2 separate regions of the Homo sapiens genome follow, and region 2 is linked to region 1. Evidence: read pairs that join two places in POLR2A ChIA-PET (ENCODE). Cell type or tissue: PC-9. All regions are shown on one strand. Links, peaks and the distances in the headings refer to the core of each region. The heading gives the core; the rest is flanking DNA.

Evidence for each region. Peaks named below come from ENCODE experiments on the same cell type or tissue, not always from the same donor. Only the 100,000 strongest peaks of a DNase experiment are listed, where the experiment ranks them.
Region 2: POLR2A ChIA-PET joins it to region 1 with 8 read pairs; 3 of 35 experiments call an interaction of 5 or more read pairs at or near these places.

The regions. Positions count from the first base shown.
Region 1 is chr9:123,458,483-123,462,873 of GRCh38, forward strand. The region is part of intron 13 of DENND1A (DENN domain containing 1A); the gene reads right to left. Among named protein-coding and RNA genes, the nearest start is that of MIR7150, 25 kb to the right of the region's middle. In PC-9, for the core only: no CTCF peak of the experiment used is centred there; no DNase peak of the experiment used is centred there.
Region 2 is chr9:124,053,249-124,057,639 of GRCh38, forward strand. All of the region lies in intron 1 of LOC107987037 (a long non-coding RNA gene), which reads left to right. Among named protein-coding and RNA genes, the nearest start is that of LHX2, 44 kb to the left of the region's middle. In PC-9, for the core only: no CTCF peak of the experiment used is centred there; a DNase peak (open chromatin) is centred at 1,733; H3K27ac peaks cover 564 bases; H3K27me3 peaks cover 552 bases.

The DNA.
Region 1 (4,391 bases), core at 269-4,268:
GCAAAGTCACAGAGAGGGTAGAAGGCAGAGCAGGAACCAACAGTCAGATTCTACACCCCACATCCCCTTCCGTACCCCAAGGGCTATTTAGGGAGACATGCCCTCCAATGTGAAGATTTCTAAACTTTTCACTTTTTTCACTTTTAGCAGCGGAACCCTTTATTCAGATAGGATTTTATGCAGAAGCAGCCCTGCTAGGCCAGGCGCGGTGGCTCATGCCTGTAATCCCAGCATTTTGGGAGGCCAAGGCAGGTGGATCACCTGAGGTTGGGAGTATAAGACCAGGCTGACCAACCTGCAGAAACCCCGTCTCTACTGAAAATACAAAATTAGCCGGGTGTGGTGGTGCATGTCTGTAATCCCAGTTACTTAGGAAAGCTGAGGCAGGAGAATCGCTTGAACCTGGAGGCAGAGGTTGCGGTGAGCCAAGATCATGCCACTGCACTCCAGCCTAGGCAATAAGAGCAAAACTCCGTCTCAAAACAAACAAACAAACAAACAAAAAAACAAAACAAAAAAACAAAAACCCAAAAATGAGCTGAGCCAAGTGTGTTGGCAGGTGCCTGTAAGCCCAGCTACTTGGGAGGCTGAGGAGAGAATTGCTTGAACCTGGGAGGCAGAGGTTGCAGTGAACTGAGATGGCGCCATTGCACTCCAGCCTGGGCAACAGAGTGAGACTCCATCTCAGAAAAAAATAAGATTTTATACAGAAGGAACCCTGTTACCTGAGTTCCATAATGCAGAGATCAGCTGCTCTGGAGGACCTGGGGGTAGAGCAGGGGTGCTGGCTGGGTTCTCCAGGCTTGGCCACCTCCTCATCCCCCAACATCCCAGGCATCTTTGCAGTCCCTAGGCCACTGGCTGTGGGACATACTTTGAAAACCATTTACACAGTGACCTTAAACAATAGCAAACTGAAATTTTAAAATAATTAAAGAACGGGGATGATCAAAAATAAAATATACTATCCAATCGATTTTATGCTTATGCTGTTTGATAAGCAAGTTTGCTTTTACCAAACCATGTTTTATGAGTCAAGAAGACGATACCCTGAGTTAAAAAAAAAAAAATCCTATCCGTATAGAGCTAACACCTCACTTTTTCTTTGAACATGTTTGGAGTGCTTATCTACACAGACAAGTCTTTAATTTCAGCGGTGTATTCTCAATTCTGAAAGATCAGACTTTCAGATCTTGAGCTGAATTAAGGGTAACACCCCACCCCCCAGCCCTGGTAGCAAACACAGAGATGTTTGAAGCTCCACTTTTATACTATTTTAATGAGTTGCATGAGTGTTAAATTTACTGTCGAGCTTCCGTAAGTTCTAAGAGTTCTTCCTGCTTAAATCTAGCCAATATTAACTCAGAAGCTGGGCAGACTTATTGCACAAGGGCTGTGAGGATGACCCAAAAATATTAGGGTAAGGAGAATATTTATTTTTATACAGTTACACCCTACCTAATTTTACAAAGGATCTGAGGCAGCTTATATGAGCATCTAAAACAACAAAGAAAAACATCAGGGCTGCCAAATACATAGATATATAAAAAGTATTTGTTTGGGAAAAAAGTAGCTGGGTATGTATGTCCTATGTGGCATCTAAGTTAAGTTACAAAATTAGCTCTGAGCTTCCTGGCTGCTGGAGCAAGAAGGAAAACAATGCAAACTTTATTTTGTGTACGAGAAAAAAACCCCACACTAGTTCCTTGGGAAAAATAGCTTTATGTGCCATTTATTACTTTGGCATGGGTTTACATCTTCCTTGCTCAACAGCTGAGAAACCAGCTAGTGATAACTAACACAAGCTCAGCTAGAATTCCATTCCTGTGGCTTGGAAGTTTTGTTCTCACTCTTGGGACCAGAGCAGGGCAATTAATTCTCTCTCCAGGTGATCTCATCCATGCACACAGCATCACTCATCCACTGATGACTCCTGACAAATCCTGGCAGCTCAGACACCTTTCCGAAGCTCTATACCCATCCATCTCAACCTCCACCTGATGGCCTGCTGGCGTCTCAAACTCAAAATAGCCTGAAACTTCCAATTACTATCCCATCAAGACTGCGCCCCAAATCTATTTTTTTCTTAACTGTCATTATCCACAGTTACCCACAGTGGACCTATCAGACTTTCTAACTCCTTCCTATTTTACCTGTGAATTGTCTCACGCTCACCCCCGGCTCTCCATCTACGCCTACCTTGGCGTAGGCCTGGACAGGCTTAAACCACGGTGGAGGTTTAACTCCACACTCCTCTCCTGTTTCGTCCCTCTTCTACTCCAGCTCTTCTGGCTAGAGTGCTTTCTAAAATGCAAATTAGACCACATCACTATCCTACTCAGGAACTCTGCATAGATGTTACCTTTGTGCGATTATTTGACTAATGTCTCTTTTTCCCACTAGACTATATGCTTCACGCAGGCCGGAATGGTGTCTGTTTTGTTCAACATTGTGCACCTGGCAACATATGTGGCACACACAAGGGCCCAATAGGGGTGAGGAAAGGGAGAGCTCCTTAACCAGCAAACGCACCCTCCCAAAGCTGACCCTGGCTTCCTTTCCTAGAGTCCTTCTGTGTCACTTTGCCTCTGCTCTTCCACATACCTCATGCTCCAAACGCATCCCATGATCACACACCACATCCTTCCTTCCTCACCTTCTTCATTGCTTTTGCCAGTTCTATTCCTTCTGCCTGGACTGTCCTCCTGACACATGCAGGCCTCTGAGTGGCAGTCACTCATCCCAGTGCCGTGTGCACTCCTGGGTGCTGGGATAGTCTTCACTGGTATCCCCTCTCACCAGGAGCTCAAGGGGCCAGAGGCTGAACTCATCTCTGTACGCCCCAGGAAGAGCCCAGCCCCTAATCAGAAGCTCAGGGATGCTGGTTAAAGAACCACGAAATGAGTTGAACCCTGCTTCCAGCCACAGGAGCCTTGTGTGGTCTCAGTGTGTCTCTGACACTGTTTGGCCTGATGGTAAAGAGGTCTCAGAGCTCGATGCCAGGCAAGTGGCACCCATGCACAGGGAGTTGAGCTGCTCCAAGGAAATGCTCACTGAAGTGGCTGGCAGTCACTCCTGGAGCTTTGGCTCAGGGTTGCCAGGAAGAAGTCTGCTGAGGGCCCGATACATTCAAGAGAGTTTGCAACCAGATTCGTAGATGAGGTAGTCTGAGGCAGAATTTAGCTGCAGGAGAGCAGAAAGAATCTCGCCTTTGGGGAGACATAAACATTTTGGGCCTGTTGTGTGCTCACGGGAGGTGATATCCCCCGGACAAGATGTCTGCGCCCTAAAAATGCAACAGGACATGGGCATGGAAGGGAAAGAGTCAGGGGAAATGTGACAAGGGGCTTTTTCTGAAAAGAGCTTAAAGAACAGCATCAGATGTGTGAATTAGACATGGGAAGAAAGTCTATCACATGGTGTAGTGTTACCAGGGTGGGGTGGGGTGGGGGGTAAAGTGTCCACAGGAGTCCAAAGAGGAAACGGCAAATTCTCCAGGGCGGCAGGTCAGAAAACATGATAAGTGGACACTTCGGCTGCGCCTGGAAGGGTGAATAGGACTTAGGTGAGCAAATCCTGTCTGTTCAGGGCCCAACTCTTCTATCTTAATCCTGCTGCAAGGCAGTGACGTTGTCACCCAGAACCATGCATAAAGGTCTGAATGGCACCAGGCACAGAGGGCTCTTTTCCCTGGAGCAACTCACCTTGTAAGACAAAGGCAATAATCATAGTTTAACTCTCTGTGAGGCACAGTGCTACGCACTTCACAACTCTTTTTAACATTCTGGAAACTTTCATGAAGTCGAAATTACACTCAAATTTTACAGAGGAATAACTGAGGTAAAGACATCTGCCCAGGTGACAGGATTCAGACATTGCAGAGTCAGGGTTAACAGCTGGTGGCTTCCCAAACCCAGGTGTGCAGCATGCATGTGGTCTACTGCAGGCCTGGCTTCTCCCTGCAGCCTCAGTCCTAAATGCTTGCCCTGAGACCTCCCTGGACAGGAGAGTTCTCTTTAAAATTGGAACCCTGGCCAGGCACGGTGGCTCACGTCTGTAATCTCAGCAATTTGGGAGGCTGAGGTGGGCGGATCACCTGTGGTCAGGAGTTCGAGACCAGCTTGATCAACATGGTGAAACCCTGTCTCTACTAAAAATACAAAAATTAGCTGGGCGTGTTGGCGCACGCCTGTAACCCCAGCTACTTGGGAGGCTGAGGCAGGAGAATCACTTGAACCCGGGAGGCGGAGGTTGCAGTCAGCCAAGATCACACCATTGCACTCCAGCCTGGGCAACAAGAGTGAAACTCCATCTCAAAAAATAAAAACAACAAAAAAAATAAAATTGGAACCCTTTAGGTTCTCCTGCACACAAAGCACCAGCCCTTCAGT
Region 2 (4,391 bases), core at 183-4,182, 590 kb after region 1:
CACCTGACCTTCCAGCCACAGACAGTCCTGGGTAAATCCTCAGACCGGATTGAAAACCCACCTTCCATTTGGCATGCTTTCCTCTGATTGATCCTAATCCTTCACCTATTTTACCTACCCTTTCCTAATTGGTTTTCTACAATGTCATGCCCACCTTTGAGTGGTGTCTTTGCTTTAACCTTTTTTGCATACTCAAAAACCAGTCAGCATGCATTCCCTGTTATGATCCCATAAAAAGCCCTGGGCTCAGCCATACTGGGTACTTTTCCACCTTCGGGTAGGAGAACCATCCCTCATGTCACCTCTTTTTGCTGAGAGCTTTCCTTTCACTTAATAAATTCTACCCCACTCACTCTCTGGTGTCTGCATGCTTAATTCTTCCTGGTCATGAGACAAGACCCTGGACCTAGCTGAGCTAAGGAGCAGAAAGATAGCATCATTATAATGGTGTGATTCACCCATGGTGTTGCACGTATCAGTGGTTTGTTCCTTTTTTACTGCTGTGTAGTTCTCCATTGTAGAAATGTGTCACGAAACATTGATCCGGTCTCCTATTGATGGGCATTTGGGTTGTTTCCAGTTTGCCAGTTTGGGCCATTATGAACAAGTCTGCTATGAACATGTGTGTCAGGCCTTTTGGTGGCACTCACATCTTGGGTGTATACCCAGGAGTGGAATTGCTGGGTCATAGCTGAGGTGTATATTTAACAAAGCCTGTACTTAGTACTTTTGTTATAAGAGAAACTTGGAAAAATCAACGAGAGATTTTTTATAACTTTAAAAGGAGTACATACAAAAAGTTGTTTGGGAGGTGAGCCCAGAGTTCTCTGGGGCCCCAGTGGCAGCTTCTGGAGTGTGTGGCTTGGATTCCTGAGGGGAAGGTCAAGTTGGGCATGGAGCAGGGAGGGAATGGGCTATACCTGGGCCCTTTCAGGCCCCTCCCAGGGAAGGGAGGGTAAGGTCTGCCAGGATGCTATCATAAGGGGCAGATCTGATAGGTGCTCCTATAAAGAGTCTGACTGGGGACCTCACTCTCACCACCTGTGCAATGGGCTAGTGCATGGTGGACTCAGTGGCTTCTGAGCCTCTGATGTCTTTGGGCATCTGCTTGGGAGCCTCCTCTTTCAGCCCCTACATTACGGTCTGTGGCAATACCGACTCTGGAAGGTTTTAAGGATGGGGGGATGGTCCCTGAGCCCCAAAGCTTCTGCCAGGGTGAACCCTGTGGATCAGGGCCCCAGAGGCCTCCTCCCACCCCCAGCCTTGCCCCAGCTGTGCCTCAGGCTCTCTGGGAGCTGGGGGGAGACAAGGGGAGCCAGGCTCAGTTTTTTTCATGAAGCCGGAGCAGCTGCTGCCCAGAGTTTGGGAAGCTGTTGTTCTGCCAGTGGGGTTCCCCAAGGGAAATACCAGTGCCAGGGTCCTGAGCACAGCCGGGTGATCCAATCACCCCCAATGAGCTCAGGGCTTGCCCCCATGCCTAGCAGCTGAGCAGAAGCACTTAGCAGCCCAATCAAATACTTCTCAGTCTGGTGAAAACACTCAGCAGTGTGTTTAAATGACTCAGCCACCCAGCGGCAGTGCTCAGAGGGCCAGTGAAGTTACTCACTGAAACTAGAGTAATGCTTATCAGTCTACAGTAGCATTCATTCATCTGGGGGAAAAACAAACCCCAAAAACTAAACCAATAACCACAGAATGGTTCTGAGTCCTTATCTTGGCCCTGGCCCTTCTTTGCTGTGGTTTCCTTGTAGGGATGTCCACCCTCTTTGTGGTTTGTTGGGATAAGTCAATGCGCTAATGTCTAGAAAGGGCTTCTCGTAGTGGTTGGCATGCAGTGGGCTTTCAGCAATATTTACCGAGGGCCTGCTGTAAGCCAGATCCTATTGTTGCAATTACTCTGGCCCTTGGGGAGGCAGTCCTGGGAGGCGGAGCTTTGGGCAGGGACAGTTTCTATGAACAAAATGCATGAGCTTTAGTCATGGCTTGAAACATTATGTGAGCCTTCAGAATTCTTTTATTTATTTAATTAATTTATTTTTTTGAGACGGAGTCTCGCTCTGTCACCCAGGCTGGAGTGCAATGGCGTGATCTTGGCTCACTGTAACCTCCGCCTCACAGGTTCGAGTAATTCTCCCTGCCTCAGCCTCCCAAGTAGCTGGGATTACAGGCAACTGCCACCACGCCTAGCTAATTTTTGTATTTTTAGTAGAGACGGGGTTTTGCCGTGTTGGCCAGGCTGGTCTCGAACTCCCGACCTCAGGTGATCCGCCTGCCTCGGCCTCCCAAGGTGCAGGGATTACAGGCGTGAGCCACTGTGCCCAGCTCAGAATCCTTCTACAGTGTTCTCTCTGGTCCTCCATTGGCTGTGGTTTAGAAAGCCCAGATTCATTCCTCCTGCCTTCCCATTCTCCCTTCTCAACCTCACCCACCGTCAAGTTCTCTTCTGGATACTGGGCTTCAGAGATATTGGATTTGGGCCCTGTGAAAACAGGTGATTAGAACACACTAGAAGGTGTAGTGAATCTACTGACAATATAAATACAGTTAAGTTTCTGTCTGCCCATTTGTCTGGTTCCACATCATGAGCAAATAGCTGGAGGAATTACTTGAAGGGTATGTTTGGTTTGATCTGACTTGGTGGCTCAGGATATAGGGGGAGTGGGCCAAATAGATGGGCAGGGGTCTTCCAGGGTTTCTCAAATCGATGGCTGATGACAGGCTATTTATTTGTTGATTGTGAGGCCGTGTATATTAAAATGGCATAGACAAAGAAAACAAATGGGTTTTAAACGTGAGCTCCAAATGGGCAGACAATATGGGTGTTAATTCATGATCAAGCTGCTGATTACTGGCAACTCCAGATAGCTTCTTAATGATGAGTAGAAGTAGGCATTGATTTCTTTTACTATGGATAATGATCTCCCCAGCTATGCAGGAGAAGCCAGTTAGTAGCAATTACAGGAACAAGCATCAATTAAACTTTCTTTGTGTGATGCACCATGCTAGGCACTAGAATGCATTTTGTCTCCCTGACTCCTCACAATAGCCTGGGGGTGGGAATGCTTATTAATTCAGAGAGGTTAAGTAACTTATCCACCTAGTAAGTGGTAGATCCAGGATTCAAACCCAGGTTTACCTGTCAGATGGCAACGTCCATGCTCTAAATCCCTTGTCTACACTGCATTCTGCCTTGGGACGCTGCAAACTCATCAAATTCAAAACTCCCTCTCCTTCTGTCTGGAACTATAAAGTGAAGAAATTAGGGTTGCTGGATATGAAATCAACCTAGAAAATCCACAGTGTGCTACAAGCAATGACCAATTAGAAAATGTAGCTGGGGGCGGTGGCTCACAGCTGTAATCCCAGCACTTTGGGAGGCAGAGGCGGGTGGATCACGAGGTCAGGAGATCGAGACCATCCTGGCTAACATGGTGAAACCTCGTCTCTACTAAAATACAAAAAAAAAAAAAAAAAAAGGAGCCAGGCATGGTGGCCGGCGCCTGTAGTCCCAGCTACTCGGGAGGCTGAGGTAAGAGAATGGCGTGAGCCTGGGAGGCGGAGGTTGCAGTGAGCCGAGATCAAGCCACTGCACTCCAGCCTGGGCGACTGAGCAAGACTCCGTCTCAAAAAAAGAAAAGAAAATGTAAATGTAACAGAAAGAAAGATGATATGAAAAGTGTAAGGGCCCAGTAATCAACTAACAAAATGTGTGTAACAACTCTATGGATAAAATACAAAGTATTATTGAAGAACACACACACTCAAGAATAAATGAAGGTATGTATCATATTCATGGAAAACAAGACTCAATATCATCAAATGTACTTTAATTTTTCCCGATTGATTCATAAAATCAGTGCAATTAACTAAAATTCCAATAAGATTTGTCATCAAACTTGTTAAGCTGATTCTAAAATTAACACAGAAGGATAAAAGGGCAAGAATAGTGAAGGCCAATCTGAGATAGAATGAGGTAGGGGTCTTGCCCAAACCAATATCCTTAGTTATTTATTTATTTATTTATTGAGACAGATTTTCACTCTTGTTGCCCAGGCTGGAGTGTAATGGCACGATCCCGGCTCACTGCAACCTCCGCCTCCTGGGTTCAAGCGATTCTCATGCCTCGGCCTCCCAGGTAGCTGGGATTACAGGCACCTGCCACCAAGACCAGCTAATTTTTTGTATTTTTAGTAGAGAGGGGGGTTTCATCATGTTGGCCAGGCTGGTTGCGAACTCCTGACCTCAGGTGATCTACCCGCCTCAGCCTCCCAAAGTGCTGGGGATTACAGGCATGAACCACCACGCCCAGCCAATGTTCTAATTTATGATAAAGCTTTGATAATAAACACATCCTGGTTGTTAACACAGCGATAGACAAATAATGGAACAGA